4 separate regions of the Homo sapiens genome follow, and regions 2, 3 and 4 are each linked to region 1. Evidence: read pairs that join two places in POLR2A ChIA-PET (ENCODE). Cell type or tissue: MCF 10A. All regions are shown on one strand. Each heading gives the region's core, and the rest is flanking DNA. Links, peaks and the distances in the headings are about the cores only. Region 1 overlaps ENAH (ENAH actin regulator). Region 2 overlaps LOC102723834 (a long non-coding RNA gene). Region 3 overlaps LOC102723834 (a long non-coding RNA gene). Region 4 holds the start of LOC107985352 (a long non-coding RNA gene).

What was found. Peaks named below come from ENCODE experiments on the same cell type or tissue, not always from the same donor. Only the 100,000 strongest peaks of a DNase experiment are listed, where the experiment ranks them.
Region 2: POLR2A ChIA-PET joins it to region 1 with 11 read pairs; 3 of 35 experiments call an interaction of 5 or more read pairs at or near these places.
Region 3: POLR2A ChIA-PET joins it to region 1 with 13 read pairs; 3 of 35 experiments call an interaction of 5 or more read pairs at or near these places.
Region 4: POLR2A ChIA-PET joins it to region 1 with 26 read pairs; 9 of 35 experiments call an interaction of 5 or more read pairs at or near these places.

What each region holds. Positions count from the first base shown.
Region 1 is chr1:225,601,181-225,605,743 of GRCh38, reverse strand. All of the region lies in intron 1 of ENAH (ENAH actin regulator), which reads left to right. Among named protein-coding and RNA genes, the nearest start is that of ENAH, 50 kb to the left of the region's middle. In MCF 10A, for the core only: no CTCF peak of the experiment used is centred there; a DNase peak (open chromatin) is centred at 2,093.
Region 2 is chr1:225,707,161-225,711,723 of GRCh38, reverse strand. It overlaps LOC102723834 (a long non-coding RNA gene), which reads right to left. Exons shown (of 4, transcript XR_426933.4): 3 at 1,156-1,221. Among named protein-coding and RNA genes, the nearest start is that of ENAH, 56 kb to the right of the region's middle. RefSeq lists an enhancer at 251-1,450. In MCF 10A, for the core only: no CTCF peak of the experiment used is centred there; DNase peaks (open chromatin) are centred at 713 and 2,343.
Region 3 is chr1:225,698,066-225,702,628 of GRCh38, reverse strand. LOC102723834 (a long non-coding RNA gene) reads right to left here. Exons shown (of 4, transcript XR_426933.4): 2 at 1,523-2,372. Among named protein-coding and RNA genes, the nearest start is that of ENAH, 47 kb to the right of the region's middle. RefSeq lists an enhancer at 1,674-2,873. In MCF 10A, for the core only: no CTCF peak of the experiment used is centred there; a DNase peak (open chromatin) is centred at 2,198.
Region 4 is chr1:225,733,480-225,738,042 of GRCh38, reverse strand. LOC107985352 (a long non-coding RNA gene) reads right to left here and starts at 34. Exons shown (of 2, transcript XR_001738499.2): 1 at 1-34. In MCF 10A, for the core only: a CTCF peak has its summit at 2,007 (motif pointing left); DNase peaks (open chromatin) are centred at 682, 1,152 and 2,192.

The sequences.
Region 1 (4,563 bases), core at 323-4,322:
TATACTCAGTTTACCTCAGTTACCTCTTTAAGGCCCTGTCTTCAAATACAGTCACATTCTGAGGTAATGGGGGTAAGGATTTTCACATGTGAATTTGGTGGGTGTTGGAGGGGCACAGCTCAGCACATAACAAATATTTTTATTATCTCATGCATTTAAAGGAGTATCATTTCTGATACACTTCAGAAAGGAATGTATTAGTGTGATGAAGTGGAAATAACTCGGACATTGTAGTCAGATAGGTAGGCCTGGTTTGAACTCTAGCCTTGCCTCTTAATAGTTCCCTAAATTTTTGTAACTTCTCTGAGACTTGCTTCCAAATCTATGAACTGGGAGTAACTGTACATCACAGAATGATGGTAAGAAATTAAGGACGATGTATGTTAAAAGTGCCTGACATCGAGTTGACTTCTAAATATTATGTTCTTACTGGTCTTTTCTCTCCCCCACTCCCCAAAGTAGTGTTTTGTATCCTTCCCCCTTATTTAATATCAGAAGGTGTCAATTTCGAGTGTAGATATGTATCATTTTAAAATTGCTTAGTCTTTCTATTCACAAGTGGTTGAATATCAGCAGTTTCTTAAGATTCAATCTACAATTGTATTTACCCAGTCGCTTGTCAGAATTTCCAATCATCATGTAGTTCAGTTTAACATTTTACATGCTTTAAGTGAAACCTACAGAAGTGTAATCTGCTGAGTCAGTGGATATTCACGTTTCAAAGGTTCTTGATGCATAAGGACAAGAGCCTTTGCTTTTTTATCAGCAAGGTATGAGGATGCCCTTTTCCCACTCTAACATTACTGTTTTCTCCTAAGTATCAAAGTCTAAAAGGATATCTTGTTTTATTTAACTTGCATTTCTTTACTAGCTAGCTTTAATGTTTTTCATATCTTTATCAGCCCTCTCTAAATCTTTTATCAATTGTCCTTTTTTTGTTTGTTTTTGTTTGAGACAGGGTCTTGCTGTGTTGCCCAGGCTGGAGTGCAATGGCGCAATCTCGGCTTACTGCAACCCCTGCCTCATGGGCTTAAGCGATTCTCCTGCCTCAGCCTCCCAAGTAGCTGGGACTACAGGCACCCACCACCATGCCTGGCTAATTTTTTTTTTTTTTTTTTTTTTGGTAGAGACGGGGTTTTACCATGTTGGCCAGGCTGGTCTCGAACTCCTGACCTCAAGTGATCTGCCCGCCTCGGCCTCCTAAAGTGCTGAGATTACAGGCGTGAGCCACTGCGCCTGGCCACATTTGTACAATTTTAAAATATTGTTTTTTTCTAGTGGATAAGGCACACAATAGTAGTCTCCCTTTGTTTAATAGCTGTCTGGGGCATATTTTCCCACCTATTTATTTACCCCCATTTATATTAAGCCCTCATTTTCCTCCTTTAGCTCTGCCTGCCTGTTCTCCCTCAGCAAGTCATTGACATTTTCCAAAGTTAAGAGAAACAGTAATAACTTCACTGAATAAAAATAGTGAGAGAGCCTGGACTTTGATTATGTCCAGAATACCTCCTAAGAGTGTTATTTTCAAAGTCAAAGTGATAAGGAATTTTGGTTTTTATGTCTGCCACTGAAAGTAGCTTGTTTAAATTTGAGTTTAATTAGTAGAATGACAGTGTTATTACTCATAGTGTGTAGTGTTATTAAAGATTCTTTGGCATACATGCAAGTTTTTGCTTATTAGAAGTTTCTAGTTGAAATTATAGCACTCACAAAAAGTTTTGAATAAATAAGATTTAGAATGAGTGACCCCTGAAAACCTGGTATGCAAAAGGCTACTGGGTAATAATTTCATTAATTTTATACCACATGTGTGATTTCACCATACTTTTTTTGTTCCTTGTGGTTGATTCTAAGTGATCAGCAATTTTTATTTTGACCATTTAAACCCATAGCCATTAGCTACTTAAATTTGTGAAATTCTTTGTAGTGATTTCAGTTTTACAAGTTTGTATCTTGGCTGATGGTCTAATTTTGAAAACTTTACATTTGGTAGATACCAATGTTTTTCTTAATGTACTTTTTCACAGTCCTTCTGATTGATTTCAAAGTGTTGTCTTTGAAAATAAACATGACTCATAGCACTTGGGTAGCCAGAGCATGCCTGTAATGAATGCCTCTGTACATTTTGAGGCTGTGGTAGAATAAACATAGCAGTTCCTTTCCTTTTTGAAATGGAAGTTTGATACTAGTACTGAATTTAAAGATGAACAGAGCTTAGTTTTGGAGAAAGAGAAAAGCACGGTTATATTTGCAGGTACACTTTTTTCTAACTTTCATTGACTATTTTTGAGTGTTAATGTGTAATTATTAAATTAATAAAAGTAATTTTATAGAAGCTGCAAATTACCATATTTCAATTTATTTCAGGGGTTATTCTTTTAATAATTTAGGAGCTTTAAAGTATGTATCTCAAGCGCTATATAATAAAGAGCCATCGGTGTAGTTAAACTTTTGAGCTTTTAAGAAGTTATACATATAATTCTAAATATTTGCTTAATTATTTATTTTTACTTAGGGAGAATGACTGCTTAAAGGTTGAGTCTTCACATTTTGGATAGCCAAGAACCATTAACAAATTTCTATTGTTTTTGCCATTGATTTGTGGGTACCTTTTAATCCTTTATTATCATTTAGTTCTTTGTGTCCCAGAGTAAGTTCTCATTTAGTTCTATTTGGGTATTTGTTTTTGTGCTCATATCTCTTACTGTTGGCTATACTTCATAGTATGTTTTAATATCTGGTCAAGCAAGTTTATTTTTTTTTTTGAGGTTGATTTAGCTGTTGGTTAGCCTTTATTTTAGCATGAACATTGTAGGCTGTTTATTGAATTCTTTAAAGAATCAAACTGGCAATTTGAGATTGCATTACATTTATAGATTAATTTTGGTGGAGAAATGTTATTCTATTTGTGGATTGTTTTGGTTCTTCTAGATAGATGATGATGTCATCAGCAGCAGTGACAGTTTTCTCTCTTTCTTTTCAAATGTTACACTCTTATTTTTTACAGTGTTGGCCAGTCTGGCACTGTGCTAGACAGCATGGTCATATTTGTTGACATAGGGAAAGGCTTTTGAAGTCTCTATTTTATATTTGTTATACGTTTTTGATATATATATATAACCTTTGCTAAATTAAGGAAACTCCCTTCTATTCCAGGTTTGCATAGATTAAAAAAATTATTAAGTAGGTTCTTCTTTTGTCCAGTTGTTTTCCTGCTTCTATCAAGATAACCACCTGAGTTTTTTCTTTTAGCCTTTAATAATTAACAACAAAAAAACACTGTTGGATTTGATTAGTCAGTATTTTATTTAGGCTGTAACTTTATAGCATTGTTATCTGGTTTTAGATTCAATACTAGCCTGATAAAAATGACCGTAGCTTTTGTTCTTTTTAACTTTCTGAAACAACTTGTATAAGATAAGAATAGAATGTTTCTTAAAAGCTTAGTAGAATCCACCTATTAAAAAAAGGTCTCATCACGGAGTTCGTTTTGTTTTACTTTGTTGGGAGAAGAGCATTGCCATTTCAGTTGCTTTAATCTTTTGATCTGTTTTTCAACCTGTTTTCTTTCAATCTATTCAAATCCTCTTTATTTCTTCTGATAATTTTGTCATTTCTCTTCTTTTGGATCTTCTTTGTCTTTTTCTTGATGAATCTTACTAGAATTTTATCTAGGCTATTAATATTTACCAAGAAACAGCTTTTGGTTTTGTTATCTTCTTAATTGTTCATTTGGACTAGATTTTCATTGATTTCTGTCCTTTATTATTTCTTTCCTTTTTATTTATTTGGCTTTTCTTTGTTAGGCTTTTCTTTTTTTTCACCTTCTTATTTCTGGTAAATGTTTAAAGCCATATATTTTCCTCAAGTTCTTCCTTGGCTCTAACATATATTTTCTAAATGTTTCCTGATTTTTATTGATTTCCTTTTTAACGTAAGGGTTATTAAGTTATATTTTTTTTAGTTTCCAAATTTGAATATTTATAAAAATTATTGATTCCTGAGTTCATTGTATTATATCAGAACATAATCTGTATGCCCTTGTGCCTACCACATGGTTTAGTAATATAAATGTTTAGGGTATGTGAGAAAAAAAATGTATCCCCGTCCATTGGGATGTATTTCTTTGACCTAAGGAAGTGTAGGTCATTGCTTTTAGGACTTTCTTTTTTAATATAAGTATTTTGTAATTGGAACCTTCTCTTTTTTTTTTTTTTGGCGGGGAGATGGAGTCTCACTCTGTCACCCAGGCTGGCGTGCAGTGGCGCCATCTTGGCTCACTGCAAGCCCCGCCTCCCAGGTTCACGCCATTCTCTTGCCTCAGCCTCCCAAGTAGCTGGGACTACATGCGTCCGCCACCACACCCGGCTAATTTTTTGTATTTTTAGTAGACACGGGGTTTCACTGTTAGCCAGGATGGTCTCAATCTCCTGACATCGTGATCCGCCCACCTCGGCCTCCCAAACTGCTGGGATTACAGGCGTGAGCCACCGTGCCTGGCCGTAATTGGAACCTTCTGTTTGTACTGTTGAGAACTTGAATTTTTTTGCTTATATTTTG
Region 2 (4,563 bases), core at 382-4,381, 110 kb before region 1:
GACACAAGGAGGTTTCTTAAACCAGAGCATTGGAAGTTGGACTAGTGCAAAGCTTTCAGGGGACCAAAGTCCCTGCAGGGTCACAGGTGCAGTCTGAGCCTTTTCCTTCCTGCTCCACAGTGCAGGCATTCCTGCCCCTTTCCCCAACATGAAACACAGCCACCTCTGTGGTCTCTATCAGGTTGCTAAATGATTTTCCGAACCTGAGTTAGCCAGCGGCCCTGTGAGCTGCCAGCCATGCTGAGTGACTGTTCTAAAAGGGCCTGAGCTCCTTCAAACAGCCCATGTAGAAGGTTCTTTTTCCCCTTGCCTGGAAAGTCTCCTCTGCCTACCTGTGCCTTAGCCCCTCCTTACTCTGCCTTTTCCATAGGGCATTCTGCAGCCTCCCGTGGGCTTTTTTATCTACCCCTTCCTGCCCTGGGCCCTCTCCCCAAAATCACAAGTCATCCACTTCACCAAATTTGGTGGATCAAAAACCCACCAGGCATGCTTTTATTTTTTAGGAGACAGATTCCTGAAATTCACCCCACTGAAATTGAGTCAGTAGGTTGGGGGCAAGCCTGGGACTCTCGAAGCTCCCCCAGGTGATTCTGATGATCAGCCAGATTTGGGAACCTTTGATCCAGTTCACCCTCCCACCCAGTGCTCCAGCATCCCTGCCGAGAGGTTGACTCAGCTTTTCCAAGAAGCATTCCCTGACTTGCCTTGCCAAGGTGGGAGCTCCACCCAAGTGCTTCGAAAATGCTGTGCTCATCATCAACCCCAATCTTAGTGTGAATCATGTATTGTCATCGCCTGTTTAAATGTCTCACTCCCCCACTAGACTCTTTGAAGAAGGGGACTGTGTCTTAGTTAATGTATTACCCCCAATACCTGACTTGTAGTAAGGACTTCGTGTATTTATCAAGTGAGTGAGTGAATAAATGAACACCACTAGAAATCTACGAATATAATACAGTCATTATCTAAGGTATAATGATTTTGCTTGTACAGCATTTGGTGTGAAGAATTTGACAGTGAAAATATTTATTTGGCTATTCTGTAAAAGGAATTAGATTTTGATATATCAGCTCTGAAAATCGGGCTGGAAGCTAGCTGTCCTTTAGACAGTTAGGTCCAGCTGTTCTCACAAGTGCGTCATTTAGGAAGACATACCATTCACTGGAAGGATTTGACATATTTCCTGGGTCCAAGAACAAGCTTTGACTTAGGCTCTGTAGTCTGTAAATGTGAGAGAAAATAAAGTATGAGCTGATTTAGATTTATCCATATCCAGTTAAGGGCAGATTCACATTTTGAGGGGCCTGAAGCTTGGACAATTTTGGAGGCCTTCTTTTAAAAAAGCCCTTGTTTCTCTACCACCCCCAAACTTCTAGTGCCAGGAGCCCAGGACAGGCTCATTTTGTGACATCACATCTGACCCTGTACCTTTATGACATGCCAGGTGGGTCTTTACAGTGAGTAAAGGAGTATTCCTGGACGTCACCTATGTACTGATATAGCTATATTGCTATATATTGCTAGCTAGCAATAACTTCATATCTACCTAAGTGACAGCATACCACATACGTCTCCCACATCCCATAAATATGTCCCCAACATCCCATACTAAATGTAGTCCCAATGCAACTTCCTCTTAGCTGGATATCCAGAATGCCCATGGCCTCTCCAATGTCACTGACATCAGCGGAAAGTGGTAGAGGGGAAGTTAGGGTAGAGACAGAGAACTAGTTAAAGTATCTTACCTTTGAAATTTTTATAAAAACAGATTACCATGAGAGCACACAGTAGTCCCCTCCCAGAGCCATGAAAGAGGACAGTGCAATTGAGGGGCTATGAAGCTTAAACTCTGTTTAGTTTCATGATAAATGCACCTCTGCAAACAAACATTTATTGAGCATCCCTTACATGCCAGGCACTGTTTCAGGCACTCAGAATGAAGTGGTGAATAAAATAATCAAAGCCCATGACCTCATGGGGCGCACATCTAGTCTAGTTAAAATAGGTGTGTTTTCCTGGTTTGTGAGGACAGGAACATTGGATGTATTGGCCACCACTGCCTGACTCTCAATAAATATTTGTGGAATGAATAAATGAAAGATGGAATGAATGAAACATTTCAGAACTAAAAAGTATTGTGCTGTTGAGATTTGGTATGTCAATGAAATTCAGCACAAATTACAAAGTTGCTACAAAGCCTATGAAAAATTATAAGGACGATAATGACATGGGTGTTGCACCACAATTTTCTAGGACCCAAGCAGGACTATTGTTCTGACATGTATTAACATTGGCAGGTAACCAGAGATTCCACTTCCTTTCTGGAACTAAATTGGCACTCCAGCTAGTACACCTCTAAGGCAGGTCCTCCCTCAGTTTTGGAAGGTTAAAAACAGGGAGAGACAAGTGAGAACCAGTCCCAGTCCTGTGTCACCGACTCCTCCTTCTTCTGCCCGCTGGCTGCCGGAGCTACTGGAGATGTGGCCCTCAACAGCTGCTCATCTGTCACAGCATTCACTACAGGTGATTGGGTAACCTCTCCCTCCCATTGACCCCTCCGCCACCACCCCCCTACCTCCTACTTCACAGGAGATAGAGGTAATCAGAGGACAATGCCCACAGTCACCAAACCTGCAACATTACTGCACCTGAGTCCATCTTCCCCTTTATTCCTCTGTTAAGGATGGAACGAGCCCCAGCTGCATCATTTATTAGCTCTGTGACATGGAGCAATTGTGAGGGCCTCAGTTAAAGATTGTCCCCCACTTTTTTTTTTTTTTTGAGGCGGAGTCGAGATCGAGGCTGCAGTGAGCCATGATTGCACCACTGCACTCCAGCCTGGGCAACTGAGCAAGACCTTGTCTCAAACAAACAAACAAACAAACAAACAGAGATAATGGAAAAGGTACATGGTGCCTGGCACAAGAAACTTTCTTTAATTATTAATATTGCTGTTACTATTCTTATCATTTCTGTCCAAGGCCAATGCCTTCCATGGTATCTTGCCTTTTCAGAAACTCCACTCTTATCAGTTATTCACTCTCCCTGTTCCTTCAGCCTTTCTTCTATAGCCTCCTACCCATCACCATATAAACAAATACAATTTACTTCAATTTTTAAAGATGGCAGCGTAATTAAGAACTTTCCTTGACCTCACCTGCCCCTCCATCTGTCCTTCTTTCTCAGCTGCAGTCTTTGGAGAGTAGCTCGCATTCACTGTCTCTGTGACGCTGTCTTCCTCCCTTCCTTTCTGCATCCACCCAGCACTCCTCGGAGTCAGTCTTAGCAAGGTTACTAAAACCTCCCTGTGGCTTGATCCAGTGACTGCCTTGAGTCTTTTCTTCCTTGACCTCTCAGTAGCTTCCCAAGTTGCTTATTGTTCCCCCTTTAATGTGCTTTTCATCCCTTGACTTCAGGACATCCAGCTCTTTAACTCCTTTAACTCCTACTTTCCCAGCCCCTCCTCCCAGTGTCCTGTGTGGGCTCCTCTCCCTTTGTGAGTTCTTCGGCTTCTGCTCATCCCTAAGTGGCTGTATTCTCTGCTGGTCTAGCCCTCGTTTTGTTCTTTTCTTACTCTTTCCTCTCCTCTGGTTCATCCCGATGATTCTGAGGCTTCCATCATCATCCAAAGCTGGAGATCAATCATCCAGTGCCACCAGTCCAGACCTCTCTTCCAGGCTCCAGACACATAAATCCAGCTGTCTGCTGCCATTCCCCATTTACATTCCCCACAGGCCCTTCAAAATCCACATGCTCAAAATAAGCTCTTCATCTTCCCCCATAAACTAGTCCTTCCTCCTGTTTCCTATTTCAGTGAACAGCATCTCCCTTGACCCAGTTGCCCATGCTAGAAACTTGAGAGTCTCCCTTTACTTCTTCTTTAGCCAATCAATTAACAAGGCCTGTCCATTATCCCGCCTATAAATCTCTCAACTCCATTTGTTTCTTTTCACTTACACAGTCACTACTCTCTTGTAACTGGCCTTCTTGTTTCCAACTCCCTCCCTGCCGCAGGATAAAACACAGACTCTAGGCAGGTTGGGTGGGACTGGAGGGGCAGGCTCTGCTCCCTGTGATCAGCCCTTGCTTACCTCTCCAACCTCAGGTCTTTTCTCTTCTTTGCCACCTACCCTTCGCTCCAGCCACACAGCTCCACTTTTACTTTCCAAAAAGCCAGGCTCCTTCTTGTCTTTGGGCCTTTGATTCTGCCACTCACTCTAAATAGATTAATCTTTGCAGCCTTAAGTTTTTGTTACCACTGGGGCCATCCCCCCGACAGCTCCCCTTATTTACCCTACTGTAGCATTCCCCACACTGTGTCCCAACTGCCTGTTTGCCTGTCTTCTCATCTAGTCTGCGAACTCCTTCATGAAGGGACTCAGCCTCTTTTGTTCACTGCTGAACAAGGCTCTAAGTAGCACCTGGCTCGAGGTAGGTGCTGGACATGTGATTGCTGGGTGAATGAATGGAGGACACGTGATTGCTGGGTGAACAAATGGAGGACACGTGATTGTTGGGTGAATAAATGGAGGACAGGTGATTGTTGGGTGAATAAATGGAGGA
Region 3 (4,563 bases), core at 359-4,358, 97 kb before region 1:
ACAATTTGATAATTGTTATAAGAGTTTCTAAATCCTCTCAATTTCTGACTTATCTTGTTGTAGATGAATAGTGAAGAGTTTGCAGGCCAACACCAGTTCGAGGACAGTATTTTGATGGGCACCAATATGTGGTATCAACAAAGCAGCTTCATACTTTTAAAATTTCATTTCATTCATTCAATACACATTTTTTTAAGTGCTTACTACATAGCAGGCACCCAACTAGGTGCTACAAATCAAGTAGGAAAAAAGAACAACGGGGCCTTCATAAAGTTAACATTCTAGCAGGGAAAGCAGAATTGAAACAATTTACTGAGAATTAATTATTTTTTATAATTAATTATAAAAATAAATACCACTGGGCATGGTGGCTCATGCCTGTAATCCCAGCACTTTGCGAGGCCAAAGCAGGTGGATCACCTGACGTCAGGAGTTCAAGACCAGCCTGGCCAACATGGTGAAACTCCATCTCTACTAAAAATACAAAAAAATTAGCCTGGCATGGTGGCGGGCACCTGTAATCCCAGCTACTCGGGAGGCTGAGGCAGAGAATTGCTTGAACCCGGGAGGCGGAGGTTGCAGTGAGCTGAGATCGTGCCACTGCACTCCAGCCTGGGCAACAAAAGTGAAATTCTGTCTCAAAAATAAAATAAAATAAATAAAAATTAAAAATTAATGCTAAAGAGACGATCAGAATACTCAGCGCTCCTATTGGGGTGCCCAAAGCCAGGCTGATGGGTAAAGGAATGCTTCTCTAAGGAACCCTTCATCTTAGAGCTGAAGAATAAGCAGGGGCTGCAAGGCCCCAAATGGGGAAAGAGGGTTCTAGGGAAAAGGAGGGACAGAGAGAGAGCCCTGGAGCAGACAGACACACAGGAGGCTGCTAAAATAGTGTCCTGTAGGTCTCTAGAGCCCATGCCAAGGATGGTGCATTTTATCTCAAGAGCTATGGAAATCTCCTGAAGGATTTTAAGCCAGGGGTGGGCAAAATGGTCAGATTTACCTTTTAAAAATCATACTTTTACTTTCCCAATAATTTAAACACAGCAGATTTTCATAATAATTGTAACACGGAACTAACAATTCATTACAGAGATTTTCGCATGTGAACAAAAAGTTTGGGGCTGCTAATCTATCGCAAGAGTTATTTTTGATTCCCATGGCTCTACAAACACATGATGTAGACAGTCACTTACATCTCCAAAGAGGTCGCTATGCTCCTTCTGCCTCCTCCTCTCAGTCCCTACCATCCTCTAAGTAGCATCTTAAGAAGAGCGGCTGTGTGAGGTATGTGACCAAACTCCACCCACTCCTCTTTTTTGCACTAACAGAACCACAATTTAGTTCAAGCCAGCAATATTCCCAAGAAAAACTCATTTTTAAACCTATTAAAAGTGACCATGTGACACAGTTCTGGCCAATGGGAAGACAGCAGAAATCTGCTGAGGATTCAGGGAAACCTTTTGCTTTCCAGATGAAAGGAAGCCATCTGGCTAGTACAGTCCTGTCCCCTTCTTCCTACCTTAAAAATCAGTCGTGAGTCCCAGAGGTGCTGCAGCCATCTTGCCATCATGAGGCAACAAGCACAAAGATGACAATCCAACATGGTAAGGTTGGTGGGACAGAAAGAAACTGAGTCCTTGAGAACTCGGCCTCTGTCCACTTCTGTTCTTCTTGTTACATGAGAAAAATAAACCCCTATAGGCTGAAGCTGCTGTAAGTCTGGTTTTCTGATGCTTCAAGTTGAAAGTAAGTGAGCTTCCCAATTGGAAATGGATGGTCCACAAAATCAGATCAACTTGCATAGCACAGTATTCTCCCCCCTGCGGCTGTTCCCATCTTTGAACGTTTAGATATTTCAAAGGAAAAAGCCTTTTCTATTATTTCTGACATGGCTTCGCCCTTCTCACCAGGAGCTGTAACGGGATAAGTAGGCTCTGTCACGGGTCCTTTGTTTCCTAAAAGGGGAAGGCCGGAGACGAGGTTTCATGGAAAATGCTGATATACTACACCACATCAGAATGTGCTGTTCTCATTTATTTTTTAATACAAACCCATCTTTGCATGTGGGCACTGGCAAAGAGTTGATGGTTATGAAATGTTGGGCGACAGTGGTAATATGGGAGGTGACACACAGCAAAGGAATCTCGTCTTCAAATTACACAGAACACAAAACCATTGTGGTTCATGACATAGCTCCCACATTCTTTCCGTATTTATCCAACGGGGCTCCAGTGAATTGGATGGTGTCTTCTGTTTGTTTAGTGAGTGTGTAAAACTCCTGGACAGGGTTGTGTGAAGCAATGTGTAAAAGCCACAGTCGCCAGCCTGTTACCGCTACCTTATGTCCATTTTCCTCTGTGCCACGAGCTCTGCGGAGAACCAATGAGAACAGTTGGTACAAAACTCAGGGAAGAAGTTCAGGAAGTAGTTGTCAGAAATGATGCACGCTACAGTTACTATATTCAGTGCCAAAGCAATTCATTTATCTTTACAGACACACACAAGCAGAAAGGGTGAATTCAAAGGTAGTCCTCTGGGCAGAGAAAACATTGCAATTCTAGACACACACTGTCAAGAAGCCCATATGTCTGCAATGTAAAGGGCTTTTTTAAGATTATAAGCTGTCTTTCAAACACAGCAGCTTCTTCTAAAAATAATTCCATTTGATCAGACAAAGTGGGAAGAATGCTACTGGTTGGTATCTCAGGGGCAAAGATAGAATCAAAACAGAGTATAATCTCTCATGCCTACAAAAGGGCCCCAGGAAGGACTATTCATCAAAGAGGAGATGTTTTAAAGGAACACATACACTATGAGAGTGGCCAAAGGAAAATATAAAATGCTGAAATATATGCAAAATGAAGCCTCTGTGGTTTATAATGAGGCTGAAATCTCACTGATGGGGTCTGGCTTAACTCTGAATTAAGAGAATGAAGCTGAAATCCCCATGACCTTGAGGCAGCAGCTGAAGACTTCAATGTATGTACATTTTCGGTCACTCAACTTTTGTAACATCTGGAGCATGATTAATGCTGTGAGGGGTTTAAGAACTTTTATTGGCACTAATAGTCATTGGTTGCCACTAAAAAATGGTCCTGCTGCCAGCAAAACAAATGGTTAGGCATTTAAAGCCCCTATCAGGGTGGAAAAGGGCATTTTGCCAATTTTAGTTTCCTCTTGGAAACCGTGTGGTCAATTTTCCAAACTATGTTTGAACTTCAAAAGTCCATACTTGCTGCACTGGGTTAGATGGGCTTCCTGGTATTTCAAAGAAGTTTACAAAATCTTTGGAAAGTCTAAAAGTTTTAAGATCACAATTTGGAGAAAAAAGAAATATTATCAATAAATGTGCAGAAAAATACCTTAGGAGAATTTAAAATATTAACAGCAGTTACATGTGGAGTAGTAGAATTACTACTTCTTTACACATTTTGCATTTTCCAAAATTTCTATTATAAGCATACATTATTTTTATAATCAAAAGACTTTATAAAGTACTTTTAAGAAGAAAAAAATTGTTTCAAGACTTCCTTCAAAAACCAGGCAGCTTTCTATAAAGAAAAAGGTGTTAGGCCAGACACAGTGGCTCACACCTGTAATCCCAGAATTTTGAGAGGCTGAGGCAGGCGGATCCCTTGAGGTCAGTAGTTCAAGACCAGCCTGGCCAACATGGTGATACCTCGTCTCTACTAAAAATACAAAAATTAGCTGGGCCTGGTGGCACACACCTATAATCCCAGCTACTTGGGAGGCTGAGGCAAGAGAGTCGCTTGAACCCAAGAGGCAAACATTGCAGTGAACCAAACTCATGCCACTGCACTCCAGCCTGGGTGGCAGAGTGAGACACCATCGAAAAAAAAAAAAAAAAAGGAAAAAAAAGAGAAAAGAAAAGAAAAAGGTGAGTTGGATTCCACCTTTGGCACTCACTAGTATGTAACCTTGGTATTAGAGATAAGCATTATATGATTAAATTAAATAGATATAAAGTGCCTGCAGGGGTGCAAGACATATTGTAAATGCTTAATAAATGTGAGTTAGCATCATTATTTCACCTCAAATGAAGTTCAACATTCAAAACAGTATTCAAAGGGCCCCAGGTATAGAATTCTATTCTGATGAGAAATTTATCTGAAAATTTTTTTTGTTTTTTTTTGAGATGGAGTCTCGCTTTTTCACCCAGGCTGGAGTGCAGTGGTGTGATCTTGGCTCACTGCCAGCTCTGCCTCCTGGGTTCAAGCAATTCTGTGCCTCAGCTGGGATTACAGGCGCCCACCACCACACCTGGCTAATTTTTTTGTATTTTTAGTAGGATGGGGTTTCACCATCTTGGCCAGGCTGGTCTTGAACTCCTGACCTCATGATCCACCCACCTCGGCCTCCCAGAGTGATGGGATTACAGGCAGATTTTTTTTTTTTGAGACGGAGTCTCACTCTGTCACCCAGTCTGGAGTGCAATGGCACGATCTCGGCTCACTGCAAGTTCCGCCTCCCGAGTTCATGCCATTCTCCTGCCTCAGCCTCCCGAGCAGCTGGGACTACAGGCACCCGCCACCACGCCCG
Region 4 (4,563 bases), core at 186-4,185, 130 kb before region 1:
CTGTAGCAGTGACAGCCTGGATGCTCTGCATTTCAGATGGGCAGGAAATGCTCTGAGAACACACAGGCCTGGGCACTGGTCTACAGGACCAGGTGAAGGAGGAAGGACCCCATTCCCTTCACCCTCATCCTCCAAGGCAGGTAGTACCCAATAGCCATGCCTACAGCATATTCCCCATAGGTGTGGGCAGAAGACCCCACTCCCTTGAACTCTCTAGTTAGTGCTTTCTCAAACTGCAGTTTGATTTTCTCTTAAATGGGAAGTGTCTGAATGTAGGGCAACTGTGGGAAAGGAAGCATGGGAGAGTAATGATGAGCTTGGGTTGGAATCCTGGCCTTGCCCGTTGTTTTCTGTGTTACCTTGCTAACTCGTTTCACTCCCTCCAAGTGCCTATTTCGTGAGGTAAAATAAGAATGGTAATGACACCCCCCTCGCCGAGCTGCTCAGAGGATTAAACAAGATAATGTAGGTGAATGCATTTAGCACAGTGCCTGGGGTACAATAGGTACTCGATAAAAGAGAAAATAAAATGGAGATAGATGGCAAAAGCCACTGTGAAGACTCAACCCCTAAACAAATCTTCCTCTGAAATCAGAGAAATTTGCAACACTGGCATCTTGGCTGGAATCCCAGGATAAGATGGGCACTTACAGCAGTAAAGCCAGCCACACCCTGGACACCAGGCCCCAGAGGGCAGGGGCTACTCCCCATCCGAGGGCTGCCGAGCTCAGGAAACTGATTCATATTTTGTCCTGGGGACACTGCACTTGGAAAAACATTATTGATTCCATGGTTCAGGTTGCAAAGGGAGGAAGAAAGATGGAATTTCATCACATAAAGCACTTATGCCTACTGTACTTTCTCTTTAGAGAGGCACTTGACAATCATTTTCATTAGTGTCTCTTCTTAAAACAACCTCAGAGATAGCTTATCCCCATTTTATAAAGGCAGAACATAGGAGAAATAACTGGCTGAAGAGCATGTGGCAAGGTGGCAAAAGTCAGAGTTCATGATCTCCAAATTTCTGGCATATTGCTTAACTAACCAAGCTTCGGCAATCCGCTCCACAAATGCCTGGCGAGGGCCTCTCAGTCATATACTTATTGCTCAGATCAGTCACTCATGATCACCAGAAAAAGGCAAACATGTAAATCTAGGCTACATGATTCGTTTTTCTTAGCAGCTTAGGACAGGAGATGAAAAGTGACTTTTCTAACCGTATCACAAGTGGTTCTGTGTCCAGCAAGTCCTGGAACAGAGATGTTGGAACTATTCCAGGATATACGTTACACCATAGAGCTCTGGATGCCTAGAAGCAATGAAGATGGGGTGGGGGCAGTGAAATAGCCAGCTCCTACGCTAAGTGCAGCCCTCCCCACCAGGGCTGTAGCCGGGCTGCCCCCTCACCTGAGGAACTCATGCCTTTGATCACGGCAGCATTACAACCTGTCCCTGATACCAAAAGGAGAAACACTCTTGGCCTGTGCCCTCTTGGATGGATCATTTTTCAGAGAACAGGACGTTTAGTGAGTTTGTCTCAAACTGCACAGAGAACATGGTGAACCTGCTAGGGCTGATTGCTGAGGGAAATTAAGAAGACAGGGATAATGGCTTTTCCTCTGTTGCTAAAGCCAGCATGTACCTGAAATGAGCCCCAAAGCTCAGGCCTGACTTCATGCCTTTCTTGTCCTGGGAAGAGGGTTTATCAGATTCTAAAGACTGCATTTCAGTTATCTTTGTTTCCAATACTGAAGCAGCTCCCTCTGCTCACCGAGGCAGAGCACTTTCTATCTCTTTTTCAGAAAAATCCCAAGGAACAATTGTTTTGGATTACTTAGTGGACTCAGCATGGAAACTGCTTGTGTGGCCCAGCTAGGTAGGGGCGTTCAGACAAGGAGACCTGACCTGGAGCCTCTGGGATGATTCCAAGGTATTGCATGCATGCGTCTGCTGTGTGTTCATTAACTGCTGGGGAAAAAACTCTGGGTAGTCACAGCCATCTACTGTCAGTTTTCAAGACAGGCTTCAGCAGGCAAGCAGCTTGGTGGGAGGCGTCCTTAGTCAGCTGGGAAAGTAAGGCTGACGCGCTGTCCGACCTCAGCGAGGCATGTGTCATACTCTTTCCATTCTCTGGCACTCTCTGGCTCTTCCTAAGGCCTTTTCTCAACCAGGCACATTATGTGATGTAGACAGCAAGCAGGATTGGAGGCTGGCAGTCCCCAGAGCGGAGCTGGCAGTGGCCACTTAGACTCCCTCATATCACATCGTTGGCTTCCAAGCCCAGATGTAGGTGCCTGCCCCTCCCATTGGGACCTTGCCAAATCTTTTGTAACATTTTAAAACAGCCATTGAAGTGCCAGATGATAAAATTTCCCTTGGAGATTGAGAAATTCTGATTGGGATGATGGCAGCATTCTGGAATTTATGTGAGATTTGCTTCCCAGGGGCCAGAAGCGAGGAGGTCAAGACTCCAGGTCCCCATCCCAGCTTAACCAAAGAACCACTACTTTTTTTCTTTTCTTTTCTTTCTTTCTTTTTTTTTCTCAGACAGTCTTGCTCTGTCAACCATGCTGGAGTGCAGTGGTGCAATCTTGGCTTCTGCAACCTTCACCTTCCAGGTTCAAGCGATTCTTTTGCCTCAGCTTCCGGAGTGGCTAGGATTACAGGTGTGTGCCACAATGCCCGGCTGATTTTTGTAATTTTAGTAGAGATGGGGTTTTACCATGTTGGCAAGGCTGGTCTTGAACTCCTGGCCTCAAGTGAACTGCCCACCTTGGCCTCCTAAAGTGCTGGAACTATAGGTGTGAGCCACTGCACCCAGCCCCCTACTTTTTTTTTTTTTAGATGGGGTCTTGCTCTGTTGCTCAGGCTGAAGTGCAGTGGCATGATCATAGCTCACTGCAGCCTCAAACTCCTGGGCTTAAGAGATCCTCCAGGGCCAGGCGTGGTGGCTCATGCCTGTAATCCAAGCACTTTGGGAGGCTGAGGCGGGCGGATCACGAGGTCAGGAGATCGAGACCATCCTGGCTAACACGGTGAAACCCCATCTCTACTAAAATACAAAAAAATTAGCTGGGTGTGGTGGCAGGTGCCTGTAGTCCCAGCTACTCTGGAGGCTGAGGCAGGAGAATGGCATGAACCTGGGAGATGGAGCTTGCAGTGAGCCGAGACTGCGCCACTGCACTCCAGCCTGGGCGACAGAGCGAGACTCTGTCTCAAAAAAAAATAAAATAAAATAAAAAGAGATCCTCCTAATGGCCGGGTGCAGTGGCTTACACCTGTAATCCCAGCACTTTGGGAGGCCAAGGTGGGCAGATCACTTGAAGTCAGGAGTTCGAGACCAGCCTGGCCAACATAGTGAAACCCCGTCTCTACTAAAAATAGAAAAATTAGCTGGGTGTGGTAGTGCATGTCTGTAATCCCAGCTACTCGAAAGGCGAGGCAGGAGAATTGCTTGAACCTGGGAGGCGGAGGTTGCAGTGAGCCGAGATCGCGTCATTGCACTCCAGTCTGGGCAAAAGAGTGAGACTCCATCTCAAAAAACAAGAGATCCTCCTGGCTCAGCCTCCTGAGTAGCTGGGACTACAGGTGTGTGCACCACAACACCCAGCTAATTTTTGTATTTTTTGTAGAGACAGAGTCTTGCTATATTATCCAGGTTGGTCTTAAACTCCTAGCCTTAAGAAATCCTCCCACCTCCGCCTCCCAAAATGCTAGGATTACAGGCATGGGCTACTACACCTGGCCTTTCTTTTTGGTTTTACATGCTGAAGTTAGGCACAGATTTCAATTGAAAGAGGGTTTTGTTGCTTTAAAAGTGTTTTAAAAGTCCTGCCCTGCATTATCCTTATCACCTCCATTAGTAACTATACAGAATTTTAAAAGAGGAAAAATCAGAGAGGGAAAGGTAAGTTATTTATTGGGTATGAAGAAAAGCCACAGATGTTGTTTGGGCCTCAGCAGGGCATCTGTGCAGGTGTCTGCGCATTAGCAACACCATCTGCTTGGTTGTCTCTCAAAGGAAGAAGAATCCTGGCCTAATGAACTCCTCAAGCTCTCTTCTTTGGGAAATAGGAAGATCACAATTTGAAATCTTAATACGAGGTAATAATTGAATATATAAGCACCCTACATAATCCAGAACTAAAAAATGTGAAATTAAGTCATGAATTGCTTTCAAATATAGCAGGAATCTTCTAGCCTCTCTCTTCCAGTCCTAAAAGGCACCACGAAATGCTGCCTCAGAGCCAAGGCCCCAAATAAATACATGCTAATAAGGCTGATTTTCCCTTTTCACTCTTCTCCTGGGCAGTATGAACCTTTGACTAGAGAGAGGCAGAAAGGAGCATCTCAACCCATTTAGGTGGTGGCCTCTTTCAAAGTGAAATGTGAAGCCAGGGCTCCAAACCGTCATTGTCCTGAGAGTTCCCAGGAAGGCTTTTGCGTGGTGACCTGGATGCCCGTCCAAATGGCCTTGGCTGGTCCCATCCCTCACTCTAGCTCCCTAAGGGTCCTGCTGCTATCAATTGACTGTGAACATTTCCTTTCACTGCCTTTTGCAAA